Linked DNA regions of Homo sapiens: regions 2 and 3 are each linked to region 1. A link is a loop called in an ENCODE intact Hi-C map of the cell type or tissue named here. Cell type or tissue: dorsolateral prefrontal cortex. All regions are shown on one strand.

The links. Peaks named below come from ENCODE experiments on the same cell type or tissue, not always from the same donor. Only the 100,000 strongest peaks of a DNase experiment are listed, where the experiment ranks them.
Region 2: a loop joins it to region 1, with 2.5 times the contacts of the local background. A loop is called at or near these places in 15 of 110 quality-filtered maps.
Region 3: a loop joins it to region 1, with 9 times the contacts of the local background. A loop is called at or near these places in 93 of 110 quality-filtered maps.

The regions. Positions count from the first base shown.
Region 1 is chr3:123,648,005-123,656,004 of GRCh38, reverse strand. MYLK (myosin light chain kinase) reads left to right here. Exons shown (of 34, transcript NM_053025.4): 25 at 6,811-6,843; 26 at 6,941-7,034. LOC124909421 (a long non-coding RNA gene) reads right to left here and starts at 6,944. Exons shown (of 2, transcript XR_007096038.1): 1 at 5,880-6,944. RefSeq lists enhancers at 1,793-2,293, 5,422-5,921, 5,922-6,423. In dorsolateral prefrontal cortex, a CTCF peak has its summit at 3,481 (motif pointing left); DNase peaks (open chromatin) are centred at 2,465 and 3,444; H3K27ac peaks cover 3,099 bases.
Region 2 is chr3:123,975,721-123,983,720 of GRCh38, reverse strand. ROPN1 (rhophilin associated tail protein 1) reads left to right here. Exons shown (of 6, transcript NM_001317774.2): 2 at 3,228-3,355; 3 at 6,740-6,857. The coding sequence starts at 3,240. Among named protein-coding and RNA genes, the nearest start is that of ROPN1, 12 kb to the left of the region's middle. RefSeq lists an enhancer at 2,982-3,481. In dorsolateral prefrontal cortex, CTCF peaks have their summits at 3,545 and 3,750 (motif pointing right); DNase peaks (open chromatin) are centred at 3,310 and 3,700; H3K4me3 peaks cover 890 bases; H3K27ac peaks cover 838 bases.
Region 3 is chr3:123,697,861-123,705,860 of GRCh38, reverse strand. It overlaps MYLK (myosin light chain kinase), which reads left to right. Exons shown (of 34, transcript NM_053025.4): 17 at 4,352-4,423; 18 at 4,856-5,841. LOC105369194 (a long non-coding RNA gene) reads right to left here. Exons shown (of 3, transcript XR_924417.4): 2 at 1,852-1,995. Among named protein-coding and RNA genes, the nearest start is that of MYLK-AS2, 12 kb to the right of the region's middle. In dorsolateral prefrontal cortex, a CTCF peak has its summit at 3,600 (motif pointing right); DNase peaks (open chromatin) are centred at 3,591, 4,778 and 4,958; H3K4me3 peaks cover 4,023 bases; H3K27ac peaks cover 4,213 bases.

The DNA of each region.
Region 1 (8,000 bases):
TAGTGAGTTGAGGAAGAGAACTGGAAGATTCTAAGATGACTTACAGTTCCTGGCTGGGGTAACTGAACACAAATTCAAGAGCCAGCTAGAGGTTTATTGTTATAATTCACCATGGCTAACATGTATTGAGCACTTACTCTAAGCTTACGATGTGTTAATCACTTTATATGCATCATTTCATCCAATCCCAATAGCCCAATGAAGCAGATACTGTTATTACCCTCATTTTACAGATAGGAGAAATGAGATTTAGAGGGGAGAAGCTACTTGCCCAAAGTCACAGAGCTTGTAATTGGTGAACTGATGCTTGAACTCAGAGCTGTCTGGCCTGAAGCTTGTGCTCCTTTGGTTAGACTGAGGGAAGAGGTCAGGCTGTCTTCCAGGTTCCTGACTTGAGTAACTTGGAGGTTACATAACAGTCTGGGAGGAGAGGGGAGCTGCGGTTTCAGCCCTGCTGAGTTGAGGCATCTAAGGGCTAGCCGAGGGAAGGTATCCTAAGACTGTTGGGTCTAGAGCCCAGGAGAAAGGTTTAAGCTAGTGTGGCAGGCTTGGAAGTCTTCACTATTTAATTAATAATTGCAACCATGGGCATTGATAAGGTTACAGAGAGTGTGGTAGAGAAAGTCAATACCAACACCATAAAGAAGGAACTTGCAGTACCAGGAGAAAGGACTGAGAGGGGAGAGAACCAAGAGGAGGCTGGAGTCTCAAAGAAACAGGGGAGGGAGAAGGTGCAAAGAGGGCTTCATAAACTGCATCCAATGCTAAATAAAAATGAAGGAGATGAGGACTCAGAGGGTCTTTGGATTTAGTCCTTTGGTTGGTAGTGATCTTTGTGATCCAAGTCTGTAGAGTTTCCACTGAGTGAAAAGATGGTTGCCCTGGTTAAGGAATAAATGGAAGAAAGAGAGGCCAGAAGCATGGAATATTATTTCAAGAAGTTTTATGTGAAGAACAGGAAAAGGACATTGTAAATTTAGGATAAGAGGCCGGGCGTGGTGGCTCACACCTGTAATCCCAGCAATTTGGGAGGCTGAAGCGGGTGGATCGCCTGAGCTCAGGAGTTCAAGAGTAGCCTGGGCAACATGGCAAAACCCCATCTCTACTAAAAGTACAAAAAATTAGCTGGGCATGGTGGCATGCGCCTGTGGTCCCAGCTACTCAGGAGGTTGAGGCAGGAGGATCGCTTGAACCCAGGAGGCAGAGGTTGTAGTGAGCCAAGATTGCACCACTGAACTCCAGCCTGGGTGACACAGTGAGACTCCGTCTCAAAAAAAAAAAAAAAAAAAAAGAATTAAAGAATATAGGATAAGAAAAAGTTGGGGGTTAGGAGAAGGTGGAGGGACATCAAGGGAAGAGAGCTCTTGGAGACAGGAGAATGTAGAGTTGTGAGGCAGATGGTAGAAGACTCAAGTATCAAAGGAGACTGAGCTCCACATGCAGAATGTCACTTGAAAACCAAAACTGATCAGTAGGTGAGAATGTATTTGACTTCTTCTAATTACAAGGAATTAGAAATCAAGTGAGGCAAATAGTGAACCTGAGCAAAGCTCAGAAAGCGAGAAAGCGAGCAGGCCTGGCATCACCAGGGAGCTAGAGCCATCGTGAGTATGGAAACTGTCATCTGATTCAATGACCCTGTTTAGTTTTGAAAAAAAAATTGAAAATTAGGTACAAAATAGGTATTAAAATTTTACTTTCAATTAAACAAGGGCTCCAGAAAGAAAGAAAGTTAGGGTACCAATGGGAAACATACCAACTTTACAATTTTATGCTAGCAGCTGTGTGTCAGGCGGCCTTTACCCGTTGAGCCATGTCAATATGCATAGAGCAGGTCTCCTTGAGAGCTATGGTGCAAGTCACGGAGACGTGATGCCTGCTCCTGGGACAGCTTTCGCAGGGATCCCAACCACTAGCCACTCCCAAATGTCTGTCAGGGGACACTGAGTAACAAAACTGCCATCACTGTCTTCTTACACACACACACACACACACACACACACACACACACACACACAACATCCCTCTGAAATGAGCAGAGTGGGGGCTGCATAGAGTGTGGGTCCCAGGGGGGCAATCAAGTTCCAGTCTGTGGTGTTAGGATGTTACTTGGAAAAGTGACAGGAAAAGGAGTAAGATTGCAGTGTGAAGATGTTCATTGGCTGGAAAGGAAATCATCCAGGTCTGTGCTATGGTGTAAAGAGGGAGAGACTGGAGAATCCCCGACTAACCCCAGGCAGCAGGACCAGAGGCCACGGGAGCTACAAGGTGTGGCCCCCAGGGGTCTAGGACAGCTGCTCCCAGGGCTGTGTGGAGACTCTGCCAGGAGGAAGAGCTGTGACTGCCTGTCTGGGGCAAGTGGCCTCTCCCTTGTTCCCTGCCATCAGCCCGCTGAACCCTCTCTGGGCCTTCAGACTCCCCTCCCCTGCTGCCACCCCTCCCAGCTGGGAATAGACAAAGGGCAATGTTGAAATCACTTGAAATCCAGAGGAGGAGTCCAGTCCACCCAGGGCTTCCAGACAGGAAGCTACTCCCCAGCTGAGGCTGGCTGGATTACCAAGGGGGAGGAGGAAGAGGGCAGAACAGTTGGCAAGTGTTAGGCCTCAGGGCAGAGGACTCTGGTTGAGGGGATTCCAGGCAAAAGTCCTCCACGGTCTGCTCAGATGCTTGTTAGTTATAAAGCTTCATAGGCCATCCCTCTGCTGAAGAGGGAAATGGCTCTCAGGGAAGTGGCGTGTGTGTTCACGCACGTGTGTGTGTGTGTGTTGGCAGAGAGGTGGGATCAAGTGACAGGTCATTGTAGGTCATTTCTGTGGAGCAGATGGGGTGGGATCATATTAAAAAGGCAGTGCTGATTAACCCACACTCCATGAAGCCCGGCTAATGTTGGCTCTGACCTTCACCACTACCACCACAGCCACTGCCACTCCTGCCTCTCGCTCTTCTACTTCATTCTCATGCCTCATTTGCATCCCTGTTGGTACCCTAGCCCTCATCCCACATCCACTCACCATGTGTTCTGTGCCCCTCCTGTGTTCTAGGCACTGCCATGGGCACTGGGGATACACTGGGGGACAAAGCATGGGTTCCCCGTGGAGCTCCAGTGGCTTCTCTATGCCAGAGCCACTCCTAAGACTAGGGTCCCTGAACTGACAATGTACTCCCAAACCCAAGTGCACAGAGCCAGAACCTTACCACAGCCCCGCTCCCTCCCAGCCCAGCCAGGTCTTGAACTGTACTCCTCCTCAAATCCTGCTGTCACTCAAATCCACTCCATCCCTGCTCCTTACCCTAATTTGTTCTAGTCTGTATAATTGTTAGCAAAACAGCTACTGTGACTGAGGCTTCTTGCAGAACTGGAGCCTCCTTGCAACCCCCAGGACAGTTCGAGATATAAAGCCTGTACCGCTCCCATCCCAGGCTGCAGCTACGCCCTGGCCTCAGAGGCCGTCTCCGGGGCGGGGGTGCCCTCTAGTGTTCTCTGGGTGTGCAACAGTCCTTGGCTGCAGGAAGGGACAATTCTCTGTCCAGGGGACTGACTGGACTTGTGCCATGTGAGGGTCCTGAGCACTCAGCTGATCCTCTCCCAAACACTCCAGGGTAACGAGACTCTCATCTGTTTGCAGAAATATCTCAGAACCATCTTCCAAATAGCCTTCCACTTAGCTCATGGATCTCATAGCTCATTCTGAACAGATTTTTTTTTTTTTTAAGTTCAGTGGAAGACCCTTCCCTAGTGGAAAGATGGAAACCAGTTCACCTTTCTCAACAACCCTTTATGCACCAAGAGCTCTGCTAATTGAACTGTGGTCTTTCCTCTACTTCTCTCTCACTCCTCCCCTTGTGGTCAAATAGAAGAGAGGCAGGACAAGAAGGGAAAAGCAGAAGGGGATGTAGCAGCCTGGAATCTTTCTCTTTTTTAAAGAGATCGGGTCTCACTCTGTTGCACAGGCTGGATTTGAACTCCTAGACGCAAGCATTCCTCCCGCCTCAGCCTCCCGAATAGCTGGGACTACAGGCACTTGCCACTGCTCCCTGCTTAGTCCGGACTCTTGATCCGAGTTTCCTGCAGCATAAAGGAACACAGTGCACTAGAAAGAGGGGCTGGAATTCCTTGAGAATGATCTAGGTCCTTCCCCCAGAGCATTAGCATGAGAATCAGATCTGCCACAGACCTCTGGGGTGAGAGGCGAAGGTGAGGCATGGATGTGGGCTCATGAGTGAGGCCAGAGGCTGGCCCTGTGGCTGTCTACCTGGACTCACAGTGACAGGCAGGGGCCAGCTCTAGGACTGGATGCCCCCTTCAAGGCACGCAGGGAAAGCCTCCTGCTGCCGGGCCATTGGCAAGACTGCTTCTCCTGACACCAGGCCAGGAAAGCTGCCCTCTCCTTTCCCTCTCACTCTGCTGCTTGGAATACACTGGTCTCCATGCCACGCCGGGAAAATGTGGCACAGGAACAAGAAATAAAGGATGACTCAACTGGTGAACCACTATATCAGGCAGCAGCACCACAGGTCAAGACAGGGGCCTCCCTGACAGTAAATAGGATGATTCTGTGTCGAAGACCTAGTCCAGTGACTGGTCCACCTGGTGTCCCATCACTCATTGACTCCAATATTGTTGCTTCTCTTAAAACCCTGTTTATAATATCATCACTGAACTAACCTAAATGTCTATTGAACATACTTATTATTCTAGTGGTACTTCTCATGTGTGAGTTCCATATCCCTCCAGCCTTCCTCCTACGTGAGGTAGAACACTAAATGGTTCCCCCAAGATGCAGTAGTCATGAGTTGATGAAAAGTCTGAAACTCTCATCTCATCCTTGGCGATTGTGTGATTCTCTTTAAAGTCATGTCCATTTTAGACTTCTTTCCCAACCTCAGAGGCCTCACCTTTTCTGATTAAGACATAGCCCTTCCCTTCAGTGGTCTTGCTTGCCACCTCCAGCTCCATTGTGGCTTTTGGACTGCCGACAGCCAGAGCTCCAGGGCAGGCACCCAGGGCGCTCTCAACAGCTACCCAGTACTCACCCCTGTTTGGGGCCCATGCACACTTTGCCCTGTGACAGCATCTGACAGCCCAAGCAGTAGATTGAGGAGCTGCTGTTTCTGTCTTGGGTATTAACTATGGACTTTAGGGTTCACCACCCTAAAAGGTAGAATGATCAGATTCTCCTGAACACTAACTCCATTCCTGGCTTCTAGTTGCATTGCTCTCAGGTCATCCTTTCCACCTGTGAATTGGACAATGCCACTCTTAACTCTCCAACATGTGGATTTAGGAATATTGACCAGTTAGGCCCACATCCCGACAGTAACCGTGAAACCCACCTCTGATACTTCAGCTAGACTATCTGGGTGTCCCTGTCTATCTCATCCTTTTTTATTTTTCCATGGCAGCTTCCTTTCTGTGATAAAATATACTTTCCAATCCCATTCATGTTTAGTTTTAGTCTTTTTTTAAAAAAACTAAGCTTTGTCAGCAGCATTTTAAGAACTCTAAACACACTCACACTCACACTCACACCGGTACACCCGCACTCACACTCATATGCCCACTCTCTCTCACACACACACACATACACACACACTCACACTTTAAAAATCCTTTTCCTCCCTCTATGCTTTCTCTCCTGTCTTTGTTTTGCTTCCTTGGGAAACCTCCCATTCATTGTCCAGCTGTCAGCCAGGACGCAGCCCAGACGATGGCTGAGGAACACACAGCACATGACGAAGCGTGGCATCCAGAGCTAGCCAGGGCCAGAGACATCAGGTGCAACCCTTCCTCTTACAGATGGGGAAACCAAGGCCCAGGAAGGGAAAGGCAATCAGCCAAGGTCAGGAAGCCAGAGTGGCTCGATTGTCAACAAACAAACCTGTATCGAGGCAAAGGAAGGCCTGGAGCTCTGAAGTGGGCGTGCTGTGCTGGATGCCCCCCTGTTCCGGGGAACCCCTCCTGTTCCCCGGACCCTGTTCACTCCTGACACGGCCATGGGAGCAGCTGGCATGACTGTGTCCCTCCCTGCCCTGCCTCACAAATACCTATTGGTTTCATTTGTGTGACATCACTCACGCCTTCATTGTATTCCATCATTTCCTGTAAGACGCAACTCAAAGGCTATTTCTTCTAAGAATAATTGCTCTCACTTACAATTGCACCATTTTGTGTCACCCTCCTCTGTTGTGTATTCACTTTGAACCATGGTGATATGTGCGTGATTATGGTACACTTTGTAAATTGTTACTTCAAGTATATATGTTTTTGCCTCTTGAACTAAATTATAAGCTATAAGAAAGGAGAGACCATGCCTTCTGTGTAATATGTTTTGAATGCCCACAATAACTGGCATTCAAGATGCTTGGTCCAGTGCTGGGATGCCGTCAACAATGTTCAATGAATGGCTACATGGATTTGACACTAGAAGCAGTTATAAGTTGCTGACTTTTGAGCCAGGGCAGAAAGAGACTGTCACAGTTGTGTGTAGGTTCTGAAAGTCAGAAAGGGTTGGATGAGATGTGGAGAAGGGTATATCTGGGGACCATGAGGCTAGAGAGGATGGGACAGAGGGGAGACCTGGTGGAGAAGTGGAGCTGAGTGGAGGGAGGAGGCTGGCACCTGCCAGTCTGCACTGGGCCCTATTTGCTATATGGACTGACCAGCCCCAGGGGATGCCCAGAGCTCTGGACCTGGTAGTCGTCTGCCTGGGGAGGCTGAGGCCTGGCAGGGCCCCCAGCACATCTTGCTCTCAGTGGGCCTTCAGTACTAATCACCTGTGTCCTCTCTGTCCTTCCTTGTGCCCCCCCCAGAGCCGAAGGATGAAGTGGAGGTGTCAGATGATGGTGAGTGCAGCCCCTGTCTTCGGGTCAGGCTCTTGGGGTGGAGGGGGCTGAGTGGGGGCATCTGAGACTCACACCAACCCTGACCTGTGCCCCACAGATGAGAAGGAGCCCGAGGTTGATTACCGGACAGTGACAATCAATACTGAACAAAAAGTATCTGACTTCTACGACATTGAGGAGAGATTAGGATCGTAAGTGGAGTGGGAAGTTGCCTCTGGGCTCCCAGGGTGAGGGTGGTGCGGGTCTCACAGTTAGATTCAGTGCCTCAGCTTCCTGTTGCTCCCTGGGGCCTGCCTCCTCCCCAGACTGAGAGTCCTGCAGGATCCAAAGGACTGACCCACGAAAGCATCACTCACTCACCCAGGACTCTCTGCAGAGTTGCCCATGCGGTCCTACACTGCCCCAACTCTGCAAAGGCTGTGGGCAAGTCCTTCCTTTTCTGTGCCTCTGTTCAGAGCCCAGGACCAAAATGAGACACAGGGAGGGGAATAACACTCACTGGGGCCTGTCAGGGGAGAGCAGGGGGTGCGGGGAGCAGAACATTAGGGAGAAGAGCTAATGCATGCTGAGCTTAATACCTAGATGGTGGGGTGTTAGGTGCAGCAAACCACCATGGCACACGTTTACCTACGTAACGTACACATCCTGCACATGTACCCTGGAACTTAAAAACAATAAAATAAAATAATTTTTAAAATAAAATAAAATGAGAGGACTGGATCAGATTATCTTTGGCACCCCTTCCATTTGATCCACAGAAGTCAGTGTAGCCTGATCAGTGCTCACTGTAAAGCAATGCCTGCGTTAGTGCTCCATTAAACGCGCAGCAGTCATCAAGCTCCCTCATGAACTTGGCTCGCACTGCTTACTCTGGCTTCTCCCTAGGGCATGGAGGATAGAGTGGGCTCAGACCCCAACCCTGAGCCAAGCTGTTCATCTGCCCTTACGCTGTCCCTGGAGGAATAGAAGAGGTGGGAGAGAAAGGAGTGGGACTCCACTTGTATTTCCAGTGGTTTCTGGGAAATGAAGGAGTGATGCAAACTGGGTAACAGTGTCAGAAAGAAGTCAGTGCCATCACAGAGGAGCCCCACTCTCCCCTCTCTCAGCAGTAGGAAGCAGGACCCTGCCTGGGCCATCACCAGGGGGTCAGTGGTAGG
Region 2 (8,000 bases), 330 kb before region 1:
CTTTTAAGGGAAAAATAGAATGATGAGAAGAGAAAAAAAAACTGCAAGAGGTTAAAGAAGGACCAACCCCTGAGAAAGACAATGGGTATGGAAAACTTACAAGAGATTCCTTGCCCCAAAATGAAAAGAGCTTGCAGACCAATTGTTAGAAACAGCAATGGGATGAAGTAAAGGCTTTACTTAAGTTTGCTCTATACTGACTAAGGGTTAACATTGTTACTGTTGTCATGGAAGCTTCCTTAATTAGGATTGGGGCATCTTTTCGTTTACACGAGATTATCTGAGACTCCAGGAGAGAAATTAAACAATTGCACAACCAAAAGATCCTGTCAAAATACATGGACACAGAAAATGGTGCAGCCGCTGTGGAAAACAGTGTGGCAGTTCCTCAAAAAATTAAAATACAATTACCATATGATCCATCCATTCCACTTCTGGGTATATATACCCAACACAATTTAAAGCAAGGACTTGAACACATATTTGTATACCTATGTTCATAGCAGCATTATTCACAATAGCTAAAATGTGGAAATGATCCGACTGTCCATTGACCTATGAATGGATAAAATTGTGGTACATCTAGCAAAATAGTATTCAGCCTTAAGAACAAGGAAATTCTCAGCTTGGGGCCAGTGGTGCAATGGGTAACACATCTGACTATGGATCCAAAAAAAAGGAAATTCTGACACATGCTACCACATGAATGAACCTGAAGACATTGTGCTAAGCGAAATAAACCACACACAAAGGGACAAATATTATATGCCATATGATTTTATATGATAGTCAAATTCATGAAGATAGAAGAATGGTGGTTGCCAGGAGCTGTGGGGAAGGAGAATAGGGAGTTAGTACTTAATGGGTACAGAGTTTCAGCTAGTGAAGATGAAAAAGTTCTGGAGATGGCTGGTGGTGATTGTGGCACAACAATGTGAATGTACTTAATGACACTGAACTGTACATTTAAAATGGTAAATTGTATGTATTTTTAACACAGTAAAAGAATATATATATGTGCAGACAACATGAGCAAATAAGGCACTGCTCTTTGATAGATAAAATGGGTTGAAAAGTCATCAGAAACAACTTATAAGAGTAACTTTTTAAATGATGAAATATTTCATACTGACAAAATTAAATACATGATGTAAGTAGAAGTATAAAAATAATGAAACAAGCATCTAGACAGCAACCATCCAGCTTAAAACATAGAGCATTACTAATAGTACTGAGACCCTTGTTGTATTTCCCTAATAACATCCCTCTCCATCCTCTCCCTCCTCCACCAGGGGTAACCACCATTCTGAATTTGTATTTATCATTCCTTACTCTTTATTATAATATTATAACATATATATGTCACCAGAAACAATATATTGCTTTTCCACCTAGCATGGTGAGACTCCTCCATGGTGATGTCTGTGGCATACTCATTGAGAATTGTTGTTATTGTCTTAACAATTGAAGCTTTTTATCATTTTATCAAAAACAATTGAAGCTTTCGTCACTCTTTTTTCCTAATAGTGCATTTTGCCTTAAAGTATCTTTTGTCTGGCATGAGTATGTCTACCTTAACTTTTATTGGTTATTCTTTGCTTATTTATACTCTTTTCACCTTGAGTCTTTCTGTGTCTTCATTTTTTCAGGTGTACCTATACCTGTATTTTAACTGGCACATTTAAGCCCATTTATTTTTATTGTGATTACTGATATGTATGCATTATTTTCTACCATGTTATTTGTCTACTTTTCCTGTTTTTACCCCTCCTTTCTTGCCTTCTTTTTGACTGATGAAGGGTTTTGTTTGTTTGCTTGTTTGTGTTTTTAAAAAATTCCTTTTTTCCTCTCTACAGATTTAGTGGTTACATTACTGTTATAACTTTTCTAACACTTTGCAAAGTCTAAAATTAATCATTATTTTATCCTCTTTTTCCTCCAAATAAAAGAACATAAATAAAGTAAAAGGTCATGAAGTCCCACCAACCTAAGACCACTTTAGTTTCTTGTCTTGGGATTTCCCAGCCATGCTGGTGTTGGCATAAATTGAAAACTTAGAACTAGTCTGTGGCTACCAACTCCTGGGGGACTGTTTCTCTCCTGACTAGAAGCAGCAATGGAGACAGGTTTCTTTGTTGCTTACCCCTGCCTGTAGGCGGATATTTTCAGCCACACCTTTTCACGCTGAGGGTGTAGTCCCTGGGCGGGTCTCAAGTTTAGGTCAGAAGGGGAGTCCTTTAGTCCAGACATTTGCCTTTTGTGAGCCTAATCCTTGGTCTCTATCCACCCTGCCTAGCAATTTATCTCAAAGCTGCAAGTTCCTGCCATCTACATGTGCCCAGGTGAGCCCTAGTTTCTTCATTTGCCCAGCACTGCGGGTTCCCCTTTACTCACCTCATTGGCCACTGGAAGATTTCTCTCACTTCACTGCAAGCCCAGCAAGGCAATGTGAAAGGCTTGTACTGAGATTTGTCTGGCCTCTAGGTGTTTTGAAGAGGGACAGCTTTTTAGCATATCTAGTCTGTCCCTTTCTCTACTAAAAGCAGAAAAAAATCTTTTGATCTGTTGTTTATTTGTGGAGGGAATTGTATACACTTTATGGATTTTCATATTTTGTTTCAATTTGTCCTGGAACTTTTTGAGAGAAAATGTACGAATTTTCCACCTGACAATTAGAGTGGAAAAGAACATGCAGCTGTAAAGAGAGACGCTCACCAAATGGCTGTTTAATGACTATTTTTATGTGGAAATGGCCTAATGTCAATTCACAGAGGGTTCAGAGTAAATTTTGCTACAATTCTTACCCAACTAATAAGTGCTGGACGACATGGAAAGATGTTCATGATATACTTTTGAGTAAATAAGCTGTTTTGTATAATCTTATTTTTTTATTTTACAAACATATATATACTGAAAAATTCTGGATTTTGGGGGGTGATATCATTATTTTGGGGCGATATCATTAGGGAATTTTTTGCTGACCTCCACTTTTTAAATGAACAAGGGCTGTGTAATTTTTATGTAAAGGACATAACTATTTCCAACAAAAAGTAGGGGTTAGCAGATGGTTTTCTAACCTTGGCGTTGTGTAATAATAGAATGCATTTGTCTTGCAGAGTCCCCAAAATTGAGTGTCAAACAGAGGCTGGGTGACCTCCTGTCCAGGATTGCTCTCATCGTATGAATCGAAGTTTTCATCTTAACGTATTTTTTTCTCCTGAGAATAGGCCAACCAATCAATGGCTCAGACAGATAAGCCAACATGCATCCCGCCGGAGCTGCCGAAGATGCTGAAGGAGTTTGCCAAAGCCGCCATTAGGGTGCAGCCGCAGGACCTCATCCAGTGGGCAGCCGAGTACGTGCTCCTTTCTCGCCTTCACCCCTTGGAGGACGGCCGGAGACAGAGGGTCCTGTAAAACCGCGGAGGTTGTCATGGCTGCAGCTAGGAAGTCCGGACTAACTGGCATCGTCTTTGTTTTAGCTCTTGCATTGCTTTGATGCTTTAAAATCCACACATAAATGCTACATCTAGCTGGGCAAGGATGGGATGCCTCCCCTAAGGGAGCCAGATTGAGCAGTAGGACGCCAGGTCAATAGGCCGTGTCCTGGGGCAAGCAGCAAGTTAGATGACCGCGTCACACCAGCGTATGCACACCCACCTCCTCCCTGCACGCCTTTTCCCACTCCCGGTGGAAAGAAGGGCTGGGAATCTCCGAAGCTTAATCTGCCTTTCTTCGTTCTCCTGTCTCACCACTAGATGGCAGCAGTGCAGCCGGGGGAGGGAAGCGACAGCCCTGGGTGGATGGGGTGGGACCAGTCCTGCTAGTTCACTCCTTTAAGGAGACACTTCCTCCCCTGCTGTTAAAACTCATACTTGGACCCAACCAAAGACCCTTTATATCTTGTCTTGGAGGAAATTATTGTTATTTTCTTTAGTGTTTCTCTGAACTGATTTTGTTCTGCCAACATAAAGATGTCCGCACAGTACACACTGCATTCTGGGGAAAGGCCAAGCAGAGTGATGGGGTCCTCAGGCATGGCTGAAAACAGTGTGCCTCAAACACGGGTGCCTTCTTTCAGGAGAGACCTCCAGAGGCTGCTCAGTAGATGGAGCTTACACAACAATCGCTGCGGGCCTGGATTGAAGTAGCTTTGCACAGAAAGCCTCTCAGCTATGAAATTGCTCCTTGGACAAACTTGCCTGCTTGAAACTGGGGAACCAGGACTTGAGACAGGAGTTGGAAGATAACTAGACCTCACGGACCATTTTCAGGCTATTTTTACTGTTTGATGATTCCCTGCTTAGGAGGGTTTCAGTGGGAAAGTGAGAGTGAGAGAGGCCGTTGAGAGAAAGCCAGTGAGTTGGGGAAGGGAAGATGTCCTCAGGCTGAGGTTGTGAGTGGGTGTCCTGGGCAGATGGTGGGGAGAGTGTGGACACCTTTGAGAAGACACAAAATGGCATCTAAGAGGGGCCTTTCGGAGTCTCTGGGCCAGTGCTGTGCTCCTGGACTGGATTAGGATGTAGCTTTTACAATTGGAAGGAAAATAAGCCAGTGGTGCTCATAAAAAGAAACATAAATGGGGGTTGCTTTGCCTAGTAATGAGCCCTGTTTAGTTCTCCATTTTAAATTTTATATATTGCCTCTAAGATTGAACTTTAGCTTCAGAAGACTAATTTATTTTGGCATAGTCAGATAGACAGACTTTATCTTATACGTTAGTTTCAAACCCATTTGATTGTTCTTGTGCTGCCGTTTTATAGTAAGCAAACTGACATTGCTTAGTATTGTCCCTGACATTTATGGAAGAGGCATTCCACTATTGTAGACTGCTTGCTCTCGTATTGTATCACGTGCTATAATTTTTTTAGACATCCATGAAAACTTAGTTTGTAGTTTAACCACAATGAAAAAGGAGGGCATGACCTAAGAGCCCCCTCCATTCTATCCAGACATGAAAAGCACTGCTCAGATGGTTGTATGTGACTTACTTAAAACCTGTAGCATTTTAGAGAATAAAACTCTGCAAAGTGTTTCCAAGACAAAATACGTTTTTAATCCATTGCAAGTAAGAATTTCCCTACATATGTGTTGTCAATGAAGAAACCTCTTACCAGGCATCGGCAGGACATATACTTATTTGTCCTCTGGTAGGCATGTGTTACAACACAAATTTGCAATATATGTGTATAACCATGGACCTGATCACTTGCAAATGAAGCTCAATAACCCAAAGAACGAAATCCATGATTACAGCTTTGCTTCCATGTTGTCTAACCAATTCCACAAGAAGTCCAGAGATGTTGGTGATGAGTGTTACTCTACCTGGGCAGCACTTCTGTGGAATGAGGTGCTGTGTGTCTCTGTCCCTCCCATTTATACCACCCAAGTCTGGTTTATAAAGCCTGAGGCCACACCCTGCTCCTATTGTCATATTGCACCCACACCCCGCCCACCCCAACACTGATCTGTGTGCAGAGATTTCTCATGCACATTGTTAAAGGTGCCCTTCCTGCTGATGACCTCCAAGGGGTGACTGGCAATTACTGCTTTAGTCCATGTAGCTTTCGCTCTGCCTTGCTACGTGGCTCAGAGACAGGCAATGGTTAGCCCATCATTGTATGGCTTGACCCTGAAATGGACTTTTACAAAATTCCCTCTATATTATTTTCATACTACCTGGATCTGGAGGAAGTAATGGAGGGAAAAAAGCAGGGCGGGACAGAAATTTGTGGTTCATGGATCGTCAATAACCAGGCTTTTGATGGAGACAGACCCTGCCATGCTGCATTGGTGACCCACATGTCAGCGGCTCATGTCCATTCCCTGCTGCAGGCAGCCTCTTTTCATCTTATGCCAGTCCTGAAACAGAACTCAGTACTTGTTCCACAATGCCCCCAAACGAAGTCCACTCCACAAAACATTGAGGAGCAGGCAGATTTCACTGAAAATTTTGAGGGAAGATGGAGAAACAGTTTCATTTCAGAGGCACCATATAGCTTAAGATTGTCTCAAACCTTCTTCGGCTTCTCTTCTCTCCTGAGCCTTGCAGGCTGCCCTGCCAATGCTCTCTCCCTTCCCTCTTGAAGCCCCAAGCCTCACTACCTCCAGCCAGAAACCCTTCCTGATTCACCCCAGGACACTTCCATCTCTTCCCCTTCCCTCCTTTTTTGTTTCTTCAGAGATGGGGGTCTCACTCTGTCACCCAGTCTGGAGTGTAGTGGCACAATTATAGTTCACTGCAGCCTCAAACTCCTGGGCTTAAGTGGTCCTCCAGCCTGGAGTCACCAGATTACAGGCCCTAGCCACCATTCCTGTGCTGCCTTCCCCTTTCTTACGTACATTACTTTTTAGTTCTCTTCCAACTTCTCTTCCCAATATTATATATACATATGTAATATACATCTGCGTGTATAAAACACTCAGAGATGACTGAAAAAGAAACCTGAACCCAATATGCTCCAGGGAATTGCATACCCAAACTTTTCTTGGTTCTTCCTCATCCTTAGAGAAGAACAAAGCTTTGTATTCTCTAAGCATTCTCTATGCCCTAAGTGGAGAGTAACACATTCAGACTTTTCCCATATGTAAGTGAACTAAACACAATGACACATAGAAGCCACTTAACAAAGGTTCCTTTCTCTACCTCCTTCCCTCAGAAGAAGGTGGAAGGATTGCTAGAACAGCCAGAGGCCACTGGTGTATAGGATCCTCCTACTCTCTGACTTTTTTTCTTGTAGTTATTTTGAGGCCCTGTCCCGTGGAGAGACGCCTCCGGTGAGAGAGCGGTCTGAGCGAGTCGCTTTGTGTAACCGGGCAGAGCTAACACCTGAGCTGTTAAAGATCCTGCATTCTCAGGTAAGGGCCCTGCTGCAGCATTGAGGAGAATGTAGGGACAGTGTTGAGGCTGGGTGGGTACAGACAAAAAGCCCTCTGTTCTCCTGACAGTCAGCTGACCACTTAGCACCACCCTAAAATACACTAAACCGTGGACTGAAAGTAAATCTTTCCTTGGCAAATGGGAATAATTTTGAAATAGGCTGTAGGCTGAGTCATTGGTGGGGTCATCCCAGATTTCCTTGAAGCTGGCAGAATGTACAGGGGCTCAATGCAATGCTAATCTCGTCTCTCCAGAAAAGTGCAAGTCCTCAGTCACTGGACAGTGTCTCCTTACTGATCAAGACTGTAATATGATGAAAATCACAGTTTGGGGAAGGGCATATTTTAGCTCCCCAGCTATCCAAGGTCCAGACATTGCTTTTAGCTTTTAGGGAGAGGCTGTGAGCCTCTTCATAGCCACATCATCCTGGGAGCTGCCTGGTGAATGAATGCATGAGGAAGGTGCAGCTTGAGAAAGTTTGTGGTTTGGCAAATTCCCAGGACATATGGTTGAGCACCACCAAACCCTGCTTTATGGTCCAGGACAGAGCGGTTTGGGGTGATTTAGGACTGGCTTGGCTAACCACCTTGGTCCCAGAGGCTTAGCATTTCACTAGAATCAGACAGTCAGGAAAGGTGTTGGAGCACTTCATCGGGCATCTGTGCTCTTGTTGCATTGGTGGCCAACAACCAGTCACCTTCCCTCCTTTTATCCACCAAGTACCTTGTGCAGTGAACATGACAGAGCTCTAAAATACCTGGGATCAAGCAACATTAGGCATCCAGACCAAATCCCCACAGGTCAGCCACATACCCCATATCATTCCTGGGAAAGCATGAGGGATGCACTTGAGGTCTAGAGCTAAGAACTCAGTGCAATCGGGAAGAAACAGACCTATGTCTTGTTCTAATTTTACCATTCATTAGTGGTCTCAGGTAAGCCCTCTACCCCTTGGTTTTGTTTTCAGGCTCTTCTATCTGTCATATAAGGAATAAAACAATTTAGGAATACAATAGCAGATAAAAGCATCACCAGAAATTAAAATGTAATATAAATGTATATCTTTTGCATAATTCTGACACCTAAAGTTTGAGAATTAATAAATTATATTTCAGCATGCT
Region 3 (8,000 bases), 50 kb before region 1:
TTACTCAAGCCAGACATCCTAGAGGAGATGAGCTTGTTTGGGGATTTTGATGGAAAAGGAAGGCTGAATCTTGGCAAATGTGATAAGGCTTAGCTGTTGAGTAGGCCGAGCAAGAAAGGGTGGGGTGGGGGCAGAGCCAAGCAAAGGGCTGTGGGAAGTTTGCCAGGCCAGAGAGGAGGCGTGCACCAGGAGGTCGGCAGGCAGACTGTCTGGGGCCAGCTGGGGACAGTCATAAAATTTAGACTGTCCCAGCAGGAAGGGGCTTCAGAAGTTATCCAGCCTCATCGTCATTTAATAACGGGGGACACTGAGGTCTCAGGGTCGTGGACTTGCTTGTGGCCATCCAAAGGCAAGTAACAGAGCCCAAGTTCAAGCCCTCATCTTTTGACTTAAATCAGATGCTCTTCCATTCCTTATGGCTCTGCTTGGGGAGTTTCTCCCAAGTGCACAGGGAACTGGAAGGACCTGGGAAACCACACTGGAGCCTCCAGCCTGCAGCCTTTGCCTCTTTTTCTTCCCCAAAGTCCAGCCTCTTCATTCCTTTCGGAGGCCACTGCCCTGGCCTTGGCTTTTTCCCCACCTGAGAAGAAGCAAGTCAGTGGAGAGTTTCCTGAGGGTACGTGGCAGGCCTGCCAGAGACCTCACTCCTCCAGCAACCTAGACGTAGAGCAGGGTGCCTTTCGAGGGGAATGACTGGATGGCTGGGAGGAAGCCGGGGGTCCGGTGTGCAGGGGGTAGAGGGGTGGGCAGATCCTGCCTGTCCCTGCTAGGATTGTGAGGCAGGTATGGGTGGGTAGTTTCTGCCTCTCTTCCCTTCCTAGCTCTTGTCTACTGTACCAAAAGGGGAAATGACAAAAAGTCAGCTCAAAATTCCAGCTGGAATACTTGAAACACTTGACACTTGCCAGGAAATTAGTTCTTTTTTATTTATTTTTTATTTTTTGACAGAATCTCACTCTGTCGCCCAGGCTGGAGTGCAGTGGCACGATCTTGGCTCACTGCAAGCTCCACCTCCCGGGTTCACGCCATTCTCCTGCCTCAGCCTCCTGAGTAGCTGGGACTACAGGTGCCTACCACCACGCCCGGCTAATTTTTTTTTTTTTTTTTTTTTTTGTATTTTTAGTAGAGACGGGGTTTCACTGTGTTAGCCAGGATGGTCTCAATCTCCTGACCTCATGATTCGCCCACCTCAGCCTCCCAAAGTGCTGGGATTACAGGTGTGAGCCACCATGCCCGGCCGAAATTAGTTCTTTAAAGTAATTTTTCCATATAGAACCCATCCAAGAGGTAGATGATTCAGGGTGGGACAGGATCCAAGGCTTTGTAACCAGAGTGGAACTCTTATTCAGAGCTTAGTAAGCCAAGGCAAAAGGACTCTTTGTGAAAGGTTCAGTTTATAGGATGATAGCCCCATATGCTCTGTGGCAGCTCCTGGGATGGGGCCTCATCTTCAGCCCCGGCCCTGATTTTGTAACTGGTTATGTGCAGATGTCAAAGATGGCCCCAAGACCCTGTTCCAGCAGCTTAGGTGATCTGACATGTGGGTCCCAGGCAGGAGGCCACTATGAACTTTATAGGCTGCAAATGAACCCATGGTTTGCTTTAAAGGCCCAGCAGAGATTTAAGGGTATGGCTGTAGGAATAGTTACTGCTATTGCCCTGCCACCAGGTGATCCACTTAATGCGTCAGCCTTTGTATCCCAAGTCCTCCACCTTTCTCTGACCCCTTAGACTGCTGGGGGCCACAGGGTAAGGCCTGGGGCTGGATTGGACAGGAGCCCTTGAGAGGCTTGTCTGAGTCTGTGCTCCCCACCTTGAGCACAGGTCATGGAAAGTGACAGAAGCCCTTACCTGCTTCCCCCATGGGGAGAATCGGCTTACTCCAGCTTGCGGCACAGGGCTGTCCACCACCAAAGCCTCAGAGGAGTCCAGCTGGGGTAAAGCCGCCATCTGGGCAGTGTCTGCTCCTGATGTTTGCATCTGGGCTGTGTTCTACTGGTGACAGGAGGAAACTCTGCTGAGGAGATGCTGAAAGGGCTGCCAGGCAAACACAGCCCTTGGGCATCTCATCTTCCTGCTCCATGTCAACCCAGGCACCACAAGGCTGTGCTTAAAGGTAGGAAAAGAGTGGCCTGACACTGGCCAGCAGCCTGGCAGAAGCAGGGTGACCTCACACAGTTATTCTACAAGCTCACCCAAAGTCCATAAGCCTTTTTAAGTGTTGAGAACTCGGGGCACACTGAGGACCTCTTCGTTCTCCCAGGGCCTGGCACCCATGAGGTTTCTAATTGCTGTTTGTTGAGCAAAGGAACAACCTGAACTCAAAATTCTCCAGACTTGAGACTCCCTGCACCTTGAATCTGTGCCCTCTGACAGTCTGAGCATTGAGGAGGGTGGCTGGGAGGGGACAGGCTATGGGATACATGGCCAGGGAGGAGAGAGGAGTGAAAGAGCTAAGGCAGTCAGGAAGGCACCTGCACCAGCACAGCCTGGGACAGCACGAGGGCACTGGAGAGAAGGACAAAGGAGAGGAGCCCAGCAGGCGGGAGGAGGGCTGGAGGACAGCAACGATTGGCTTCTCCTTGCTTCAAATGGGTGCCAGCACCCAAGGGTGAGCAGCGCCCCAGAGCCCCTGAGAATCCTGGGCCAGGCCATGGGCTACCAGTGTCTGTCCACTGGGAGGGAGGCCAGGCAGAGTGAGGTGGAGACCCACACACGCCAGCAGAATACACAAGAACGCATGCTCAGATGCCTGTCCAGGTGGATGTAACTCATATGTGCACATATTCCCAAACACAGACCTCCAGGTGCAGGTGCCTGCCAGCTAGACCAGTATATGTGTACATCATGTGTATGGTTGATAACTACATATGTGCATGAACACACACATGTCCCAGACCAGATTTGTACTGATAAGCACAGTAGGGTAGAGTGCAAAGGTCATAGGGTCACAGGTCCCAACCCCTCCCTCCACTAGCAAGCTCTGTGTGTTTAGGCAAATTACTTAACCTTGACCTTCAGTATTATATTTTTTAATAGAGGTAAGGTCTTGCTATGTTGCCCAAGCTGGTGTCAAACGTGCGAGCTCAAGCAATCCTCCCACTTCAGCCTCCCAAAGTGCTGGGATTACAGGCATGAACCACTGCGCCTGGACTACTTTACCTTTATAAGCCTCATATTTCTTACCTTATAAAAACAGTGGTGACTCTAATCTCACAGAGCTGTTCTAAGATTAAATGAGATGGCTCATGTAAAGAATCTGTCACAGAGCTTGGCACATCTGCTATTGGGTCTGAGTGCTAGTGAGACGGCCACATCCAGGGGCATGAGTGGGAGCACTGTTGTCAGAGACCCTGAGGGTCCCACCCCAGAGCCCCCTTTCCTTATCTTTAAATTGGGCATGGCAGTACTCTATACCTCTCTGGCATGCTGTGGATATCAAGAAAGAACTGCGTGTGGGTGTCATGAAAGCTGGAGGGTGCTGTATGAAATGCAGTTGTTACAACCATCACTAGTCACCTCTGGCTCGCAGACCTGCCCCCACCCCTTCCCCTAGCCTGAGCAGAACCTTCTTGTCTGGTCAGAGCTCAGAAATGCCAGCAGGTGGCAGCCTTATGGGGTTGGAGGGACAATCTGCTGCAAATCCACTGCACTGTAGCCAGACAGGGTACAGCCCCTCCCCTGAGCAGAGGGCCTGAGCCTCTGTGCACCAGCAGGAGACTGACCAGGTTTATGGACATGAAGAATCCAGAGCCCTCCCCACCTGAAGGAAGAAGAGAAAGGGCCACTCATGTAGGAAAACACTTGTTGGGTTTTTAACACAAAAAGTTCTGATCTGAGAGCATTATCAATGAGTGGGGGTTAAGGGTGCTTCCATTCCCGAGCAAGAGAGGGAAAGGAACTACTTCTGTGTTAAGGGATCATGGAGTCAGAGTCAAGGTCACTGGGCAGGCCCACCACCAGGGCCTATCTGTCTAGACCAACCTGCTACATCACAGTTCCCAGCAGGGTTAGCCTTTCTCCTTCCCCTTTTATTGGTTGAGTGAGTGAGTGATTGATTGAATGATTATATTATATACTTACAGAAAAGTGTTCCTATTTCTGGATGCCTGCCTTAGCTGTTGTCCAGACATTCTTTTTTTCTTCTTCTTTTTAAATAAGAGCTGAGAAAATAAAGGGTGACCACACAGTGAGAGGGTCCTGCCCTAAATCTAAGGCTGGGGTGAATGTCTCAGTCAAGCCGGCGACTTCCATCTTCCCCGCTGGCCAGCAGCCTGTGATCAAGTCCACACTGAACAGGCCCTTTGCCCAGAGGGCCTCTTGATCTTTATTGATCTTTGGAATTCTTCAGGAACCGGGTTGGCGAATGCAGTTGCCAGGTGTCACTGATGCTACAGAACAGCTCTGCCAGAGCCCTTCCACGGTGAGTGCCCCCAGGAGCTGCCCCTCCAGGCCATGCCCCCATCCCCACCTTCCTCCTGGCCCCGGCAGCTCCAGCCCAGCAGCCCTAGATTGTTTGTGTCCTGCAGCTGAGGCTGCCAAAGCCAGAAGGGAGAGCCTGGAAGGGGAATGAGGGAGGGAGAGCAGGGGAAGGAGGGGGTGATTTTTTTTTTTTTTTTTTTTGCACACACCCTTATAAGGCTACTGAAGTCATTACCGATGTAATAAACCAACTAAGCAAGCGAGCGCCTCTCACCAATGTTCCCATCTATAAACACAGCCTGGCCGGCCTCCCCCATCCCCTCCCGCTCCCCTCTACCCTCCCACCCTCAGGGATTTGCTCTCCCCTGAAGTTTCTTTCTTACCCAGCCCCTTTTCCTCCTGCTACTTTCCTTTTTCCCTACACTGGTTGCAGGGGGAGGGAGCCTGCCAGCTGCGAGGACCTCTGTGGTGGAGGAGTTGGTGCTGATGGTGGTGGTAGTGACCGCTATGGGTCCCTGAGGCCTGGCTGGCCAGCAAGAGGGCAGGGTTGGCTAGAGGAGGAAGACGGCGAGGACGTGCGAGGGGTGCTGAAGAGGCGCGTGGAGACGAGGCAGCACACTGAGGAGGCGATCCGCCAGCAGGAGGTGGAGCAGCTGGACTTCCGAGACCTCCTGGGGAAGAAGGTGAGTACAAAGACCCTATCGGAAGACGACCTGAAGGAGATCCCAGCCGAGCAGATGGATTTCCGTGCCAACCTGCAGCGGCAAGTGAAGCCAAAGACTGTGTCTGAGGAAGAGAGGAAGGTGCACAGCCCCCAGCAGGTCGATTTTCGCTCTGTCCTGGCCAAGAAGGGGACTTCCAAGACCCCCGTGCCTGAGAAGGTGCCACCGCCAAAACCTGCCACCCCGGATTTTCGCTCAGTGCTGGGTGGCAAGAAGAAATTACCAGCAGAGAATGGCAGCAGCAGTGCCGAGACCCTGAATGCCAAGGCAGTGGAGAGTTCCAAGCCCCTGAGCAATGCACAGCCTTCAGGGCCCTTGAAACCCGTGGGCAACGCCAAGCCTGCTGAGACCCTGAAGCCAATGGGCAACGCCAAGCCTGCCGAGACCCTGAAGCCCATGGGCAATGCCAAGCCTGATGAGAACCTGAAATCCGCTAGCAAAGAAGAACTCAAGAAAGACGTTAAGAATGATGTGAACTGCAAGAGAGGCCATGCAGGGACCACAGATAATGAAAAGAGATCAGAGAGCCAGGGGACAGCCCCAGCCTTCAAGCAGAAGCTGCAAGATGTTCATGTGGCAGAGGGCAAGAAGCTGCTGCTCCAGTGCCAGGTGTCTTCTGACCCCCCAGCCACCATCATCTGGACGCTGAACGGAAAGACCCTCAAGACCACCAAGTTCATCATCCTCTCCCAGGAAGGTAAATGAGCATGGGGGTTGGGGAAGAAGGGGCCTCTGTACCAGGGCCACTCCTAGCTCATGGAGCGTTGGTCTCGCTGACCCCTGTTAGCAGCCCATAGGTAGGCTGCTAACCTGGTTTAGCAGGTAGGAGGGCCTGCTGGGTAGGAGGGCCGCGTCCCTGTTTCCTGCTAACTCAAGGATAGGTCCCGGCTCAGGGGCCTTGGGTACATGCACCAAGGCTGGGGCTAAGGGCTGGGATCCTGGTCCTTGTGGCACATGCCCACATCTCGGCACCCATCTGGCAGAGCCCTCTCATGGCACCGCCACCTGTGGCTCCCCAGAGGAGACCTGAGCCTGAGTTAATTCCAAGCTCCGGCATGGAGAGGGCTCTGTCTACAGGCTTGGAGGTGGGGGACACAGAGGCTGGAGCCAGGGAGAAGCTCTGAGTAAAGAGCTGTTTAGAGAAGCATCTTAGGTTTGGGGAACGGTGTGCAGTGACCAGATGGCACGGAGCTCTGAGTTGGGGTCAACAATAACTTCAGTCTTGATAGCACTGTGGGTTTGAAGGGATCTGTCGGGAAACCCAAAATCCCAAAACAGCCCCTACAGCACACACTCACGGGCAGACAGAGCTACTCGCTTCCTAATTTGGATGAGACTTTTGTTTGCTGGTATTTCACATTCTTGGATGGTGGGGAGAGGAGGGGGGCCCCAAATCCTTCCATCTGTGTGGACTTTTGGGGTCTGGAGTTTTCAGAGGAGCCAGTTTATACTTGGAGAAGAGATGGGGGTGACACAGGAGTATTTTCTCTGGACCCTCAATTTGGTTTGAAGTGCTTTTGTAAATCCCAAGTCTGGGTGGGAGCTCTGAGGCCGGCCGACCTCCACACCCCATTCTGGCAGCCAGCGGAGGGATAGGTTGCCAGCACAGAACAGAGTCCTGCCTGAGCTGATGCTGGTGGCTCCAGACAGGGTAGGGTACAAAGAAGCTCCCAGGAAGTGACATTTCACCCTTGAGGGGCAGAGGGCAGCCACAGAAGAAGCCGGAGTGGACAGGTCCTGTCAAATCTGAGTCAGCTGAGGTGTCAGAGTGCTCTTCCTGTGGGCTGCTCCCCTCCCTGGCCCCTGGCAGCACCCTCCCCACTCCCTCCCTCACCTTTTATCGTGCCTGCCTTCCCCTCACAAGCAGAATGGAGCATTTGAAGATCACAGAATCCCTCTCAGCCCCCGGTAAGGGTCTGTCTTCCCTCTACATCTGGGACAGCACACCTGGAGCAGCTGAGTATATTGAATCTCAGCGCTGAAAGAGTGAAGGGGACACTGGCTGGCAGAGAGAAACATGTTATTTTCTGCTAATGTGTTGACGCAGTAACTTTTCCATGTGGATGTCCTCAGATTGGCAGGGTCCTCCAGAAGTCGTCTCCTCCATCCCCCACCTCTGCTGGCTCAGCCCCCCTCCCCTGAGGCATGGGGGATTATTGGGCTGGGGTGAGACTTCAGAGGAGCAGACGCCACAACCTGTCCTGCCGCCCCTGTGGGGCTCTCCCACTTGGAAAGTCCTTGGTAAAACTGATTGGAAACCCTGACTGGGAACATTTCCCAGGTCACCCTACGGTGATCTCTCCAGGCAGGATGCAGGGTGGCATCCACCATCCTCAGGACAAGGTTGGGGCTGTCCCCTGGCTCTCTGATCTCTTTTCATTATCTGTGGTCCCTGCATGGCCTCTCTTGCAGTTCGCATCATTCTTAATATCTTTCTTGAGTTCTTCTTTGCTAGTGGATTTCAGGTTCTCATCAGGCTTGGCGCTGCCCATGGGCTTCAGGGTCTCAGCAGGTTTGGCGTTGGGAGGTCTGTGGCTGCTCCAGCCTCAGGGAAACTGAGGTTAAGTCAGTTGGGGGCAGCTGTTCTTGGGCTTGCATGGGGTTTAAACCCAGAGCCATCAACAGCCACTTACAAACAATTCACTCAACTAAGCGATGTAAGGCAGACCCCAGGCCTGGTCTCAGAAACTCTTCTGAGCCATTAGCCACTGTCTTCTCGTGCCCTGAGTGCCTGCAGTATGTTTTCCCTGCTGGTCCCTTAGTGGTAAAGAGCCTAGAGATCCTAGCCACTCCAGCCTCCCTTCCCATGGAAACCGTCCCAGAGGGAACAGTTCAGATCCAGAGCAGCAGCAGAAG